Regions from separate parts of the Mus musculus genome. Here region 2 is linked to region 1. A link is a loop called in an ENCODE intact Hi-C map of the cell type or tissue named here. Cell type or tissue: heart. All regions are shown on one strand.

Region 1 (8,000 bases):
AAGACAGGCTAATTGTGAATATATAAAGATAAGTTGACAGAAGGGAGAGACAATGCAGCATGGCTTGGGTGGCAAAACAGGCTAGTGATTAGAGAAAGCTTGTTTCTGTGCATTTAATGTGAAAACATTCCACTCGATAGTGCTGATTCAGCAGGCACATTACCATGGGAGGCATTTACGTCTGTCTCTCAATCTCCTCTTGGTCAGGCTTTGTGGAAATAAGATCTATAGCAACTGAGAGAATCCTTGGCTAATGGCTAGACGAAAGAGACCTTACAGGTTTCTATCCATAAACTGTTTCAGAGCCTTGGATCACCAGAGTAGCCTACAGGGAAGTAGGAACCATACAGAAGAGAGTAATTTCTGACACAGCCATGATAAACCACACATCCTCCCACATCCAGCTCTAGTAGCTCCTGTGGGTTCACCCTTCAGCCTCCCTCTAAAAACCTTACACCTCATGTAAAGGCGTAACACATAAACATATTTAAAAAGCACATATTCTCACTCTGTCAGCATTTCAATGTATTTTAGACATTTTAGAGATTTGGAAGATCTTTGTGTATGCATGTTCTTATGAGTAAGCATGTAAAATCCTGAAACTGATGCTATGACTGAAATGTGTAGGCTTAGCTCGTGTAAAGGACTACATATACACACAAAAGACCGTCCGCTAACTCATTCTCCTAATCTGTCTCTAAGAACATAGAAGCTGAAGCTATTGCATTTAGATTATTCATAAAAAGCAGTCATTTCTGAAAACAAGCAACACGATAAAGTTGTGTTTGTTCATTTGTGTGTATGTCTCCAGGAGCTATAGAATGTGTTTGCCTAATGCAGAGCTCTAGAGTATGACCTGATCATACAGATGGATTTGTCAAATCACCAACGTTCAGAAACTGTGCAATAAAGCTATGTCTATGTATCCTAGATTATTCATCCTTCACACAAACATAGTAGAAATGACACAGAGGGGGGAAATTATTAATCATGATTTTCAACAAACACCTCGAAAATCAATAATTCAAGTTCCGTATACTAGCCAGCCTCTACCCATCTATCCAGTTAACTTCTGTAAGAACAACTGCAACTGTGTTCTGGTTAATTCTTATTAAACTCAACAGTAAAATAAACCCTTTATTGGCCCCCATCCAGCTTAGTGAAAAACTCCATTCACTCTCCTGCTGAAAGCGAAAGCATTCACTTTTTCACAGACTATGTAGACCTTACAACATTTGCCCCTGGATGGTTTCCATTTCCACAGTTGTGCATGTAATGGCTCAATTTATCATCTCTATTCAGACAACTACGCTCATATACCACAGGTTAGGACAAAAAAGTTCATTTGGGAGGCATGCCAAGAAAGCAGAATGAACTTGGGGGAGGAGGATGACAGAAAGACACAAGAGAAACAGAAGCATCATTAAGCTGGGTGCTACTCTAAGGTACTGCAGGCTATTCGTGTCTACTGGGGATCCAGAGATTCACCTAGATTGGATCCTAATTATCCATTGAAAGGACATAGTCTGAAGCTTTGCCTATTAACTGCCACCCCCCTTAGTTTTGAACTGATCTAATGAATGTTATCTTCCACACACCACCCAGCAGTACCCAAGCTTCATTCCCTGGCACAGGTAAAAGCCCTGAAAAATAAAAGAAAGCACTGTAGTGTGTGCTAGGGTACTTGCTCATAGTGAGTATTGGCAATCTGCTCTGAATCTTTTGCCACAGCTGCAAGGATATGTGGCTCAGGCTATCCAAGGATCTGCCATGGTTCACATTTTATCTCTCCAGTCTATTTATCCATTCCCAACTCTACACAGCATGCTCCTGATCCTAGGGTTCATTTAGATCTCTCACAAATACCACCATCTAAAAACTGCCAGAGAGAACTTTGAAGGGCATCGATAGATTTAAACTCTGACATTTGTTGATGGCATCACCATGATTTTCTGAGCTGTGTTGTGCTTTTGTCAAAGGATGGGGCTAGAATGGCCCTGGCCAAGCTCTAAAACACAAGCATCAGAATTTTTTAAACTATATTGGAACATGTCATCATCAATTGTACTGCCTCTGTCTAAAATAAGAGGTGGTCCTTACAGTTATTTGCTGCCATCTCCAAAGTCTGGGGCAAGGCATCTCCTGTGATTGGCTAAGCCCTGTTTCTTACCAGTTCTGGGCTATATGCTGTCAGGATACTGATCTAAACAGGGATCGCAATGGATATCCAGCTTTCAGTAGTTTTCCTTTCAACAATAGAGTAAAACAAAATGATTTCTAATTATACATTTATTTTAGTATTGCTGGTCAACATTCTCCTACTGAACTGGCTATATCTGCCATTTTCCTCGTGAATAGATAAGTGGCATATATACAGGTAACATGGTTTTACCCTTTCTAAAGAAAGAGTGCCTTTTAAACACTTAGCAACACAGGAAAAGATGACCATAGAGTCACATAATATAGAATCACATAGAAGGCAGATCTTGTTGATAAGTACACATTATGCAAAGTGAAAGGTCTGCCCTGGAATTTCCTTCTTGACTTGTACAGGTAAATCCAGAGGGCCAACAGGATACTCATATTTACTATTTTTATGTCTTTATGCTAACGTTATGTTTCTGTTTGATAGTGGGGGACAGCTTTTTTCGAGACAGTCCTACATAATTCATGCTGGCCTCAAACTCACTATGTAGCTATGAACAGTCAAAGTCCTTGACCCTCCTGCATCCAACTCCCAAGTGCTGGATTACAGACTTACACTACCATAGCTATTAAATGATTTCCTATGACTGGTAGAAAGAGGTGAGGATTTGACTTTAGAATTTGGGTATTTCTAATTGTAGTCATAGTTGACATAGAATAGAGTCATTAGCTGAAAGGGAACAGAGAATCTGCTCTGTCAGATTTCTACTCATTAGCAGATCAGTTAATACATTTAAATATAAACTAAAAATGTCATGGCATACAGGAGAACAGCTGTTTAAGATCTTGACTAGGGAGGTTTCTGATTTTTAAAATAGGCAATAAATAGGAGTAGATTCGTGAGTTTAACATAAATAAGCATGCCTTCTCTAATTTGCCAATGTTATATATAACAATACAAATATACATTTTAAGTTTCTTAGAATTGTTTTCCTAAAAACATACATATTCATGACCAAATGAGCTGCAATTACTCATAACAAATATTTAATATTATAAAAGGCCTAAATTTATGTTGAAAGAAAATGAATTTTGTTCTGTTTAATTATTGTATTCTGTTATTTTGATCAGTGTTTCTGAGGTTTTTGGAAAACTAAAGACCAAATATTCAGTGTATCTTTTTAAGATAATTTCCAAGTAAGATAGGATTCTGAGAATGGGCTGGTAAATCTACCAAGCCCACACTAAAAAGAGGTTCTAGCTTTGGGTCTGTAAATGACTACAATGGTTTCTGCCATGCTGTGAAAGGTGCTATGGGAGCAAGTGGTGTAAGAAGGCACTAGGTGTGCCCATGAAACGGATTAAGTCTGCTGGAAGGACAGAAACTCCTAATTATCCATCAGTCTTCTTTACCTCGGGAACTACAAGAAGCCCCTTAAAAGTTATGTGAATGAAGATATACTAGGAATCTCAAGATGATAAGGCTTATTATTTTTGAGACAGTCGCACAGCATAGCTCAGGCTGAGCTGGACTTCTGTCTTGCAGACTGGCCTTGAAATTGTGACAATTTTCCTGCTTCACTCAGCCTTCTAAGTGCTAGGAGGATTTCTTACTGGCAGAAAAGATACTGTGTCTGCCCTAAGGTACAGTGGTTTGCTGCTCTAGAATGGGAAAAGGGAAGAATGGTAAATCACAAATTTGATCATTATAGAAAACTGTAAAAGGTCTATGGAAAAAGAATCTAAAAGAGGTACACAAATAGGCACTAAAATTTTGCCAAACCTGTTTTAGTCTCTGTGTATGTGTAAACAAAAGAATAAAGAGTTATTTGTGGTACCACAGGTTAACTTACCAGTGTCTAAACTACTGAGGTAACTGACTTCCCCCTCCTGAGCAACAGTTAAACACCAGTATTTCCTCATGGAGGGGGAGGGGCTTTCATCCTGCTCAACTGCCTATAAGACCTCAGGGAGGGCTCAGCCCTCAGGCTCCCTCCATGAGGAGATAGTGATAGACAAAACTTGTACAGTTCTTGTATCACAACCACTAGGAGTTGAAAATGGCAAAACTACCTTTCTTATATTGGGTTTATTAGTAAGACAGTCCAAAGACACATTTGGTGATTTTTATTAAAACAAACCTTAAAACTGGTTGCCTTTCTGAGAAAATGGTCGTTTTCAACTGGTTTTCTTTTTGTGAAAATGAGAGTTTTGGGGTAGTAATCTGCTCTTATCATAAAGTGCTAAAACATAATTTATATTGCTTTTTTGTGAAATGAAGTGAAAATCATGGTTAAACTTGTCTAAGATTTGCAAAGAATCCTTGGAAAGAAACCATTTGCTCTTTCAACTCGTCAGAGCCAATGTTAGAGAAATTGACTTTCCTACATCAGTATTAACGAGCCACGGGGAGAAAAATCAAAGCAAAAGAGGTGCTCAGCCTTATCTTCATTAATCTTAGTGGAGGAAACCATGCTAACATAAGTACGGTTAGGATACTTATGTGCATGTCCTCCATCAGGCTCATTTCCCATCACCCACACAGCAGCTGACAACCAGCTATTAACTCCAACGCCAGAGGACATGACACTCCTTTCTCACCTCCAGGAGGAATGTACACATGTGGTACAGAGACATACATGTAGCCAAAACACTCATACACATGAAACACATTTTGTAAATTGCAGAACAGTTTAATACTGGAAAGTTAGCATGATATTTAACAGAACAAGATTTTGGTTAATAAAGCCCAATTCAAGTTCCAGTTGCCTAACCTATTTGGCCTACCCAAAGGAAGATTTAAGTGGTTTTTGGTTTTTCTGTTGTTGTTGTTTTGTTTTGTTTTTGTTTTGTTGTTTGTTTTGTTTTGTGAAATAGGGTTTCTCTCTGTAGCCCTGGCTGTCCTGGAACTCACTCTGTAGACTAGGCTGGTCTCAAACTCAGAAATCAACCTGCCTCTGCCTCCCAAGTGCTGGGATTAACTGCGTGTGCCACCACTGCCTGGCGGTTGTTCTTGAAAGTGAATTCTTGAGTACTTTCTTATGCCACCTCTAGGACAAGAGAGGGTGGTGGTCATAGCTGGTAGTCCCAGTTCCCATCAGTCACCTGAGCATCAGGCAGAGCTAACTGCTCTTTAGAAAGCACCCTGAGCATGTGCGGACAGGGGAGGAGAAAGATGCCACTGTTCAGAGGAAACAAGGAATGGTCAAGATCACATGAAAAGAATGTGGTACCCTAGGACCTGAAACTAAACTCTTCTGATTCTGCTGTGAAAGCTGACTGGACAGCCTCTGAGAAGTTCTGTCTAAAAGGCAGCAGCGGCATAAGCCTAGGAGCTGATGAAAAGTGAACACCCCAAATGTGGACACTTAGAGGCAGGGGCCCCAGTGCTAAGTTGGAGCAGCTCCTGAGTGTTAGTTATCCCATATATGTTCTGTGAAACATTAGGGGCAGAGTTTATTCATAATACATGAAAACTCTCTAAAACCCAGGCTCAGCCTCTGATGACAGGAGCTACAAGGTTTTATGACGTATCCTATCACTGAAAACCCAGAGCTCCCTTCTGAGAACAGCACTGAAGATGTTCATAAATAAGTTCGTTAATACTGTGTAACTATTTCGACCTGCTTGAATTACAAGGCAGTTAGACAGTAGCATTTCCCCACTACTGTTATTTAGATGACCAGTGTGCCTAAGACAGAGGGGGCATTCTAGCACTCAAAGACAGAGGTGGTCAGAACTCTGTGAGTTCAAGGTCAGCCTGGTCTATGGAGTGAGTCAGGACAGTCAGGACTGTGTAGAGAGACCCTGTTTCAAAACCTAAGAAGAGGAAGTGGAGGAGAAGGAAGAGGAGGGGAAAGAGGAGGAAAGAAAAAAAGAAAGGATGCTAGAAGCATATATTCTATACAGCATCATAGCACTGTATACCTACTAATTCTTATATAAATCCTTTTGTAATGAGGCAGAAATTCTAAAAATTAAAAAAAGGAAAACTACCTATAGTTTCTATTTTGCATATTTTTATTATTTTTTAATCTTTTCTTTTTTACAGTCCAGTCGTTATCCCCCTCTGGGACTGCCCTCTGGCTGTTCTTCATCCCATACCTCCTCTCCTGTCTCCAAGATGTCCCCACTCCACTAGATCTCCATACTCCCTGGGGCTCCAAGTCTCTCAAGGGTTAGGTGCATCTTCCTTCACTGAGTCCAGACCAAGCAGTCCTCTGCTATATGTGTGTTGGGGCCTGGGACCAGCTAGTGTATGCTGTCTGGTAGGTGGCTCAGTATCTGAGAGATCTCAAGGTTCCAGTTAGTCCAGCCTGCTGGTCTTCCCATGGAGTCTTCTTCCAGCTTTTCTCTCCAATGTGCCTGGGAGGCTGGAACCAAATTCCTGGCCTTCCAAGGCTTTGTGGGCTCACAGACTACCAGGACATCTTCTCTGCCCTCTACCTTAGCCAAATCCTCCCACTGCCACCAGGCCAAAAGTGCTTACACATCACCATCTCCTCCCACCAAGACAACTGCCCACATGGTCCCTATTAGAAATTTCCTCTGGAAATCAAGTTCCCCACATTAACGACAGCTTCAAACCCACCATCACCCTCCCGGGTGGTTCATAACAACCTCTAGCTCAAAATGAAGAAACAAAAGGAGCCAGGATCAATGGGGTTCGATCTAGATGCTTTAATAGCATATTTGATTTGCTCCCCCAGCTAGTAGGACACTGGGGCAGGGTGAGGCTGAAGGTGCGGTGAACCTCCAGACTCTTGAGACCCAGGCATCATCAGTTGTCATCCTCATTCACTGATGTGCCACCTGGTTTGAAGAGTTGGCGGAGCTGTTCGTTGTTCTGTACCACCAGACGTACATCCTCTGGAGTTACGCGCTTCCTGCCAGTGGTGTGGGCCACCTCACCAGCCAGTTCGAGGATGTTCGATGTTAAGTACTCGAGCACACTCGTGAGGAATGAAAGTGCGGAAGAGCTCAGGCGACTGGAATGGAATTCCTCTCGTAGGAAACGATCTACAAGGCTAAGAGGAAGCTCACCTCTCTGGGAGCGGGTTCTTTTCTGTCTTCTTCGCCTTTGCATTTTCTTGGCCATGATGTCTGTGTGGAGGTTTTGGCTCAGATGGCCTTCTCTGTTGGCCCGAGGCTCTCCAAATAACCAACCTTCTCACCCACCTAAGAAGTTATCCTTGAGAGGACTTTGTTACAACATACTTTATGATATCACTGGTAGCCACTGAACTCTGGTGTTCAGTGCAGAAATGCCCATATTAGGAAACAGCACATCTTACTGAATATGTCCTTTTTATCTTTTCTCATTTTCATGTGTGTGTGAGACTGTGTGAGTGAATGTTTGCATGTGCTCCTGTGTCCTGTGTGGCCACACATATGATTCCTAAGGCCTGAAGTTGGGAACTAGACTCACCCTTGATCAGTCTTTTATCTTATTAACTAAGATGAGATCTCTCAATCCAAGCCAGAGCTCACCAATATAGTCTTACTAGCCTCCTTGCTCTGGAGATTCTGTCTTAGCCTCACACAACTGGAATTGTAGGCAGGCCACCAAGCCCACCTGGTTATATCCTCCTCTTATGGGAACTCTTTCTCTTAGATTTTTACAATCTGACAAGGCCTACGTGTTCATGTTTTCTTCTTGATATGATGAAATGTTTCTAGGTTTTAGAATCTAATAGGATAGGTAACATTTATCATGGCACAACACTGTACTTATAGTAAAACTGAGCTAGAGAAAGTACCCAAGGAGCTGGTGGCAGCTGCAACTCTATAGGTGAAACAACAATATGAACTAGCCAGTAACCCCCGGAGCTCCCGTCTCTAGCTGCATATGTATC
Region 2 (8,000 bases), 270 kb before region 1:
ACAATTTGCTAAACACATGAAACTCAAGAAAAATGAAGACTGAAGTGTGGACACTATGCCCCTCCTTAGAAGTGGGAACAAAACACCCTTGTAAGGAGTTACAGAGACAAAGTTTGGAGCTGAGATGAAAGGATGGACCATGTAGAGACTGCCATATCCAGGGATCCACCCCATAATCAGCATCCAAACGCTGACACCATTGCATACACTAGCAAGATTTTATCGAAAGGACCCAGATGTAGCTGTCTCTTGTGAGACTATGCCGGGGCCTAGCAAACACAGAAGTGGATGCTCACAGTCAGCTAATGGATGGATCACAGGGCTCCCAATGGAGGAGCTAGAGAAAGTACCCAAGGAGCTAAAGGGATCTGCAACCCTATAGGCGGAACAACATTATGAACTAACTAGTACCCCAGAGCTCTTGACTCTAGCTGCATATGTATCAAAAGATGGCCTAGTCGGCCATCACTGGAAAGAGAGGCCCATTGGACTTTCAAACTTTATATGCCCCAGTACAGGGGAACGTCAGGGCCAAAAAGGGGGAGTGGGTGGGTATGGGGGACTTTTGGTATAGCATTGGAAATGTAAATGATCTAAATACCTAATAAAAAATTAAAAAAAAAAAAAGAATTCACTTTCAAGAACAACCGCCAGGCAGTGGTGGCACACGCAGTTAATCCCAGCACTTGGGAGGCAGAGGCAGGTGGATTTCTGAGTTTGAGACCAGCCTGGTCTACAGAGTAAGTTCCAGGACAGCCAGGGCTACAGAGAGAAACCCTATTTCACAAAACAAAACAAAACAAAACAACAACAAAACAAAACAACAACAACAAAAACAAAAACAAAAGACCACTTAAATCTTACTTTGGGTAGGCCAAATAGGTTAGGAAACTGGAACTTGAATTGGGCTTTACTAACCAAAATCTTATTCTGTTAAAAATCATGCTAACTTTCCAGTATTAAACTGTTCTGCAATTTACAAAATGTGTTTCATGTGTATGAGTGTTTTGGCTACATGTATGTCTGTGTACCAAATGTGTACATTCCTCCTGGAGGCAAGAAAGGAGTGTCATGTCCTCTGGCATTGGAGTTAATAGCTGGTTGTAAGCTGCTGTGTGGGTGTTGGGAAATGAACCTGATCCTCTAAACGTGCTCTTAACCTCAGAGTCATTCTCCAGGCCCTCTTCTTAAACTGGTCATTTACATGGTCTGAAAAGCACTTACATTATGACATGAGAAGCCTGTGCCTAAGATCCTATTCTCTAAAATCACTGAAGTCCATTGTTACTGGACTCTGAAAAACTTGTTGGTTCTTTATAGATAAAAAAAAAATAGAGAAGAATGAAACCTAAGTCCTTGTAGTTCACTGGTGACTTCTAATAATTTTCACATGTGAACAATCAGGTGAGAGTGCATAATAGATATAATACATCTGATTATACCCCTGGAATTAGGAGTAGAAAATTGATATGCAAAATAAGATAACAAAACTAATATAAAAAGATTATTTTGGCCAAAATAGCTCTAATAATGACACATCTCAAAGACACATGCAATAATTTGTAGGTGTGTATGTGCTAATAAAGCTACATAGAAAAGTGTAATATGAATTCTTATTCAAAAATTACTGTTATATGATACCTAACAAAAATTTAAAAGGGAAGATTTGAAGTCTTTTTTCTTAATTTACTGAAATAACAACTGGCAACACCATAATTTTATTACCAAACATCATGAGGGACGGCAACAACAGGACCCTGATAATTAAAAGTTGAGCTCTATAATCTGTTGCCAAGTATCTAGTATTGGTTCCCAGGCCCTTGTGGATATGAAGATATGATTCAGGCTTAAGTACATTACATAGAGTAGTGTTATATTTACTTATAATATACACCCATTTTTCCTATATTTTATCTTATTATCTGATTTGAACAGGAATTTGCTATCTTGCCTAGGCTCATCTCATATTTGGGAGCAGAAGTGATTCTCCTACGTCAGCTTCCTAAGTATCTTGAACTACAGGCAGGTACCACTACACGTGGCTCTTCCTTAATGCCAGCTACAGGTCACTTATAAACAGCACAATATAAATGGAATGTAAATAGCTTTTCTTCTTGATTGTTTAGGGGAGGATGAAAACGAACTATACTTCTTCATTACACAGTTTTCTAACATTTTCAGTCTGCAGTTGGTTGAATTGTAGATGGAGAACCTGCACATAAGAATCCTAACCGTACTTATGCTAGCATGGTTTCCTCCACTAAAATTAATGAAGATAAGGCTGAGCACCTTTTTTGCTTTGATTTTCTCCCCGTGGCTCGTTAATACTGATGTAGGAAAGTTAATTTCTCTAACATTGGCTCTGATGAGTTGAAAGAGCAAATGCTTTCTTTCCAAGGACTCTTTGCAAATCTTAGACAAGTTTAACCATGATTTTCACTTCATTTCACAAAAAAGCAATATAAATTATGTTTTAGCACTTTATGATAAGAGCAGATTACTACCCCAAAACTCTCATTTTCACAAAAAGAAAACCAGTTGAAAACGACCATTTTCTCAGAAAGGCAACCAGTTTTAAGGTTTGTTTTAATAAAAATCACCAAATGTGTCTTTAGACTGTCTTACTAATAAACCCAATACAAGTAAGTTAGTTTTGCCATTTTCAACTCTTAGTGGTTGTGATACAAGAACTGTACAAGTTTAGTCTATCACTATCTCCTCATGGAGGGAGCCTGAGGGCTGAGCCCTCCCTGAGGTCTTATAGGCAGTTGAGCAGGATGAAAGCTCCTCCCCCTCCATGAGGAAATACTGGTGTTTAACTGTTGCTCAAGAGGGGGAAGTCAGTTACCTCAGTAGTTTAGACACTGGTAAGTTAACCTGTGGTACCACAAATAACTCTTTATTCTTTTATTTACACATACACAAAGACTAAAACAGGTTTGGCAAAATTTTAGTGCCTATTTGTGTTCCTCTTTTAGATTCTTTTTCCATAAACCTTTTACAGTTTTCTATAATGGTCAAATTTGTCATTTACAATTCTTCCCTTTTCCCATTCTAGAGCAGCAAACCACTGTACTTTAGGGCAGACACAGTATCTTTTCTGCCAGTAAGAAATCCTCCTAGCACTTAGAAGGCTGAGTAAAGCAGGAAAATTGTCACAATTTCAAGGCCAGTCTGCAAGACAGAAGTCCAGCTCAGCCTGAGCTATGCTGTGCAACTGTCTCAAAAATAATAAACCTTATCATCTTGAGATTCCTAGTATATCTTCATTCACATAACTTTTAAGGGGCTTCTTGTAGTTCCAGAGATAAAGAAGACTGATGGATAATTAGGAGTTTCTGTCCTTCCAGCAGACTTAATCCGTTTCATGGGCACACCTAGTGCATTCTTACACCACTTGCTCCCATAGCACCTTTCACAGCATGGCAGAAACCATTGTAGTCATTTACAGACCCAAAGCTAGAACCTCTTTGTAGTGTGGGCTTGGTAGATTTACCAGCCCATTCTCAGAATCCCATCTTACTTGGAAATTATCTTAAATAGATACACTGAATATTTGGTCTTTAGTTTTCCAAAAACCTCAGAAATACTGATCAAAATAACAGACTACAATAATTCAACAAAACAAAAATCATTTTCTTTCAACATAAATATAGGATTTTTACGATCTTAAATATTTGTTATGAGCAATTCTACCACATTTGGTCATGAATATGTATGTTTTTAGGAAAACAATTCTAAGAAACTTAAAATGTATATTTGTATTTTTATATATAACATTGGCAAATTAGAGAAGGCATGCTTATTTATGTTAAACTCATGAATCTACTCCTATTTACTATTTTAAAAATCAGAAACCTCCCTAGTCAAAATATTAAACAGCTGTTCTCCTGTATGCCATGACATTTTTAGTTTATATTTAAATGTATTAACTGATCTGCTAAAGAGTAAAAATCTGACAGAGCAGATTCTCTGTTCCCTTTCAGCTAATGACTCTATTCTATGTCAACTATGACTACAATTAGAAATACCCAAATTCTAAAGTCAAATCCTCACCTCTTTCTACCAGTCATAGGAAATCATTTAATAGCTATGGTAGTATAAGTCTGTAATCCAGCACTTGGGAGTTGGATGCAGGAGGGTCAAGGACTTTGACTGTTCATAGCTACATAGTGAGTTTGAAGCCAGCATGAGTCTCGAAAAAAGCTGTTCCCCACAAATCAAACTGAAACATAACGTTAGCATAAAGACATAAAAATAGTAAATAGGAGTATCCTGTTGGCCCTCTGGATTTACCTGTACAAGTCAAGAAGGAAATTCCAGGGCAGACCTTTCACTTTGCATAATGTGTACTTGTCAACAAGATCTGCCTTCTATGTGATTCTATATTATGTGACTCTATGGTCATCTTTTCCTGTGTTGCTAAGTGTTTAAAAGGCACTCTTTCTTTAGAAAGGGTAAAACCATGTTACCTGTATATATGCCACTTATCTATTCATGAGGAAAATGGCAGATACAGCCAGTTCAGTAGGAGAATGTTGACCAGCAATACTAAAATAAATGTATAATTAGAAATCATTTTGTTTTACTCTATTGTTGAAACGAAAACTACTGAAACCTGTATATCCATTACGATCCCTGTTTATATCAGTATGCTGACAGCATATAGCCCAGAACTGGTAAGAAACAGGGCTTAGCCAATCACAGGAGATGCCTTACCCCAGACTTTGGAGATGGCAGCAAATAACTGTAAGGACCACCTCTTCTTTTAGACAGAGGCAGTACAATTAATGATGACATGTTCCAATATAGTTTAAAAAATTCTGATGCTTGTGTTTTAGAGCTTGGCCAGGGCCATTCTAGCCCCTTTGACAAAAGACAACAGAGCTCAGAAAATAGTGGTGATGCCATCATCAAATGTCAGAGTTTAAATCTATCGATGTGCTTCGAAGTTCTCTCTGGCAGTTTTTAGATGGTGGTATTTGTGAGACATCTAAATGAACCCTAGGATTAGGAGCATGCTGTGTAGAGTTGGGAGTGGATATATAGACTGGAGAGATAAAATGTGAACCATGGCAGATCCTTGGATAGCCTGAGCCACATATCCTTGCAGCTGTGGCAAAAGATTCAGAGCAGATTGCCAATACTCAATATGAGCAAGTACCCTAGCACACACTACAGTGCTTTCTTTTATTTTTCAGGGCTTTTACCTGTGCCAGGGAATGAAGCTTGGGTACTGCTGGGTGGTGTGTGGAAGATAACATTCATTGGATCAGTTCAAAACTAAGTGGGGTGGCAGTTAATAGGCAAAGCTTCAGACTATGTCCTTTCAATGGATAACTAGGATCCAGTCTAGGTGAATCTCTGGATCCCCAGTAGACACAAATAGCATGCAGTACCTTAGAGTAGCACCCAGCTTAATGATGCTTCTGTTTCTCTTGTGTCTTTCCATCTTCTGCCTCCACCAAGTTCATTTCTTGGCATGCCTCCCAAATGAAGTTTCTTGTCTTAACCTGTGGTATTTGAGAGTAGTTGTCTGAATAGAGATGATAAATTGAGCCATGGCATGTACAACTGTGGAAACTGAAAGCATCCAAGGGCAAACATTGTAAGATCTACATAGTCTGTGAAAAAGTGAATGCTTTCACTTTCAGCAGGAGAGTGAATGGAGTTTTTCACTAAGCTGGATGGGGGCCAATAAAGGGTTTATTTTACTGTTGAGTTTAATAAGAATTAACCAGAACACAGTTGCAGTTGTTCTTACAGAAGTGAACTGGACAGATGGGTAGAGGCTGGCTAGTATAGGGAACTTGAATTATTGATTTTTGAGGTGTTTGTTGGAAATCATGATTAATAATTTCCTCCCTCTTTGTCATTTCTACTATGTTTGTGTGAAGGATGAATGAAGTAGGATACATAGATCTAGCTTTTTTGCATAGTTTTTGAACTTTGGTGATTTGACAAATCCATCTGTATGATCAGGTCATACTCTAGAGCTCTGCATTAGGCAAACACATTCTATAGCTCCTGGGGACATACACACAAATAAGCAAACACAACTTTATCGTGTTGCTTGTTTTCAGAAATGACTGCATTTTATGAATAATCTAAATGCAATAGCTTCAGTTTCTATGTTCTTAGAGACAGATTAGGAGAATGAGTTAGCGGACGGTCTTTTGTGTGTATATGTAGTCCTTTACAGGAGCTAAGCCTACACATTTCAGTCATAGCATCAGTTTCAGGATTTTACATGCTTACTCATAAGAACATGCATACACAAAGATCTTCCAAATCTCTAAAATGTCTAAAATACATTGAAATGCTGACAGAGTGAGAATATGTGCTTTTTAAATATGTTTATGTGTTACGCTTTTACATGAAGTGTAAGGTTTTTAGAGGGAGGCTGAAGGGTGAACCCACAGGAGCTACTAGAGCTGGATGTGGGAGGATGTGTGGTTTATCATGGCCGCATCAGAAATTACTCTCTTCTGTATGGTTCCTACTTCCCTGTAGGCTACTCTGGTGATCCAAGGCTCTGAAACAGTTTATGGATAGAAACCTGTAATGTCTCTTTCGTCTAGCCATTAGCCAAGGATTCTCTCAGTTGCTATAGATCTTATTTCCACAAAGCCTGACCAAGAGGAGATTGAGAGACAGACGTAAATGCCTCCCATGGTAATATGCCTGCTGAATCAGCACTATCGAGTGGAATGTTTTCACATTAAATGCACAGAAACAAGCTTTCTCTAATCACTAGCCTGTTTTGCCACCCAAGCCATGCTGCATTGTCTCTCCCTTCTGTCAACTTATCTTTATATATTCACAATTAGCCTGTCTTCCTTTCCACTTAATTCTTTATATCCTTTAGTCATATCTCTAATGCCATCTTAAGTATCAAAGCTTCTTCTAATGACCATCAGGAGTGGTTAAGAACGCTTGCTCTTAGGTTTGGTTCCCAGCATCCCCATTTTGTCTTACAAGCATCTGTGTCTCCAGTTCCAGGTTATCTGACCCCCTCTTCTGACTTCTGCTGGTGCCAGGCACAATAATGAAATGATTCAACATAATCTCTTTTAGTTTAGGAAGTATATATGATCATCTGTATAATTACTGTGCTGTGCAACAGCATGCCAGAATTTACTAGTACTATCTGATTATAACTTAGTGCTCATGCTTTGACACATCAGTGCCACTCACCCTCACTGCCACACCCCATTATTCTCCACAGTCTCATACTGTGTGGTCAGGGATTTTAGAGTCCACACATGAATGAGATCATCTGGTACTTTGAGTATAAGGGTTTTGTCATTTGATTCAACTACTTAAAATTTCTTTTCTTTCCACAAATGACAAGATTAATCCTTTTTATAGCTGAGTAGAATTCCATTATATATATGGGATATATTTATATTTGTATATATACATATATATTCATATATATTATATATATTCATAGTGTCTTAGTCAGGGTCTCTATTCCTGCACAAACATCATGACCAAGAAGCAAGTTGGGGAGGAAAGGGTTTATTCGGCTTACACTTCCATACTGCTGTTCATCACCAAAGCAAGTCAGGTCTGGAACTCAAGCAGGTCAGGAAGCAGGAGCTGATGCAGAGGCCATGGGGGGATGTTCCTTACTAGCTTGCCTCCCCTGGCTTGCTCAGCCTGCTCTCTTATAGAACCCAAGACTACCAGCCCAGAGATGGTCCCACCCACAAGGGGCCTTTCCCCCTTGATCACTAATTGAGAAAATGCCTTACAGTTGGATCTCATGGAGGCATTTCCTCAACTGAAGCTCCTTTCTCTGTGATAACCCCAGCTGTGTCAAGTTGACACAAAACTAGCCAGTACAATTGACCCCTTGTCAACTTGACACACAAACACATCACTAGTAAGCCTCAATCCTTACATTCTTATTCATCCCCAAGATCTAAATAACTTTAAAAGTCCCACAGTCTTTACATATTCTTAAATTTTCAATTTCTTTAAAATATCCATCT

The links. A loop is a pair of places that touch in the nucleus more often than their neighbours do. Peaks named below come from ENCODE experiments on the same cell type or tissue, not always from the same donor. Only the 100,000 strongest peaks of a DNase experiment are listed, where the experiment ranks them.
Region 2: a loop joins it to region 1, with 9 times the contacts of the local background. A loop is called at or near these places in 8 of 42 quality-filtered maps.

What each region holds. Positions count from the first base shown.
Region 1 is chrX:9,283,102-9,291,101 of GRCm38, reverse strand. The region is part of intron 2 of Xk (X-linked Kx blood group); the gene reads right to left. It overlaps H2al1m (H2A histone family member L1M), which reads right to left and starts at 7,338. Exons shown (of 1, transcript NM_029588.3): 1 at 6,814-7,338. The coding sequence starts at 7,243. The coding sequence ends at 6,926. In heart, no CTCF peak of the experiment used is centred here; no DNase peak of the experiment used is centred here.
Region 2 is chrX:9,557,627-9,565,626 of GRCm38, reverse strand. No RefSeq gene overlaps it. Among named protein-coding and RNA genes, the nearest start is that of H2al1o, 11 kb to the left of the region's middle. In heart, no CTCF peak of the experiment used is centred here; no DNase peak of the experiment used is centred here.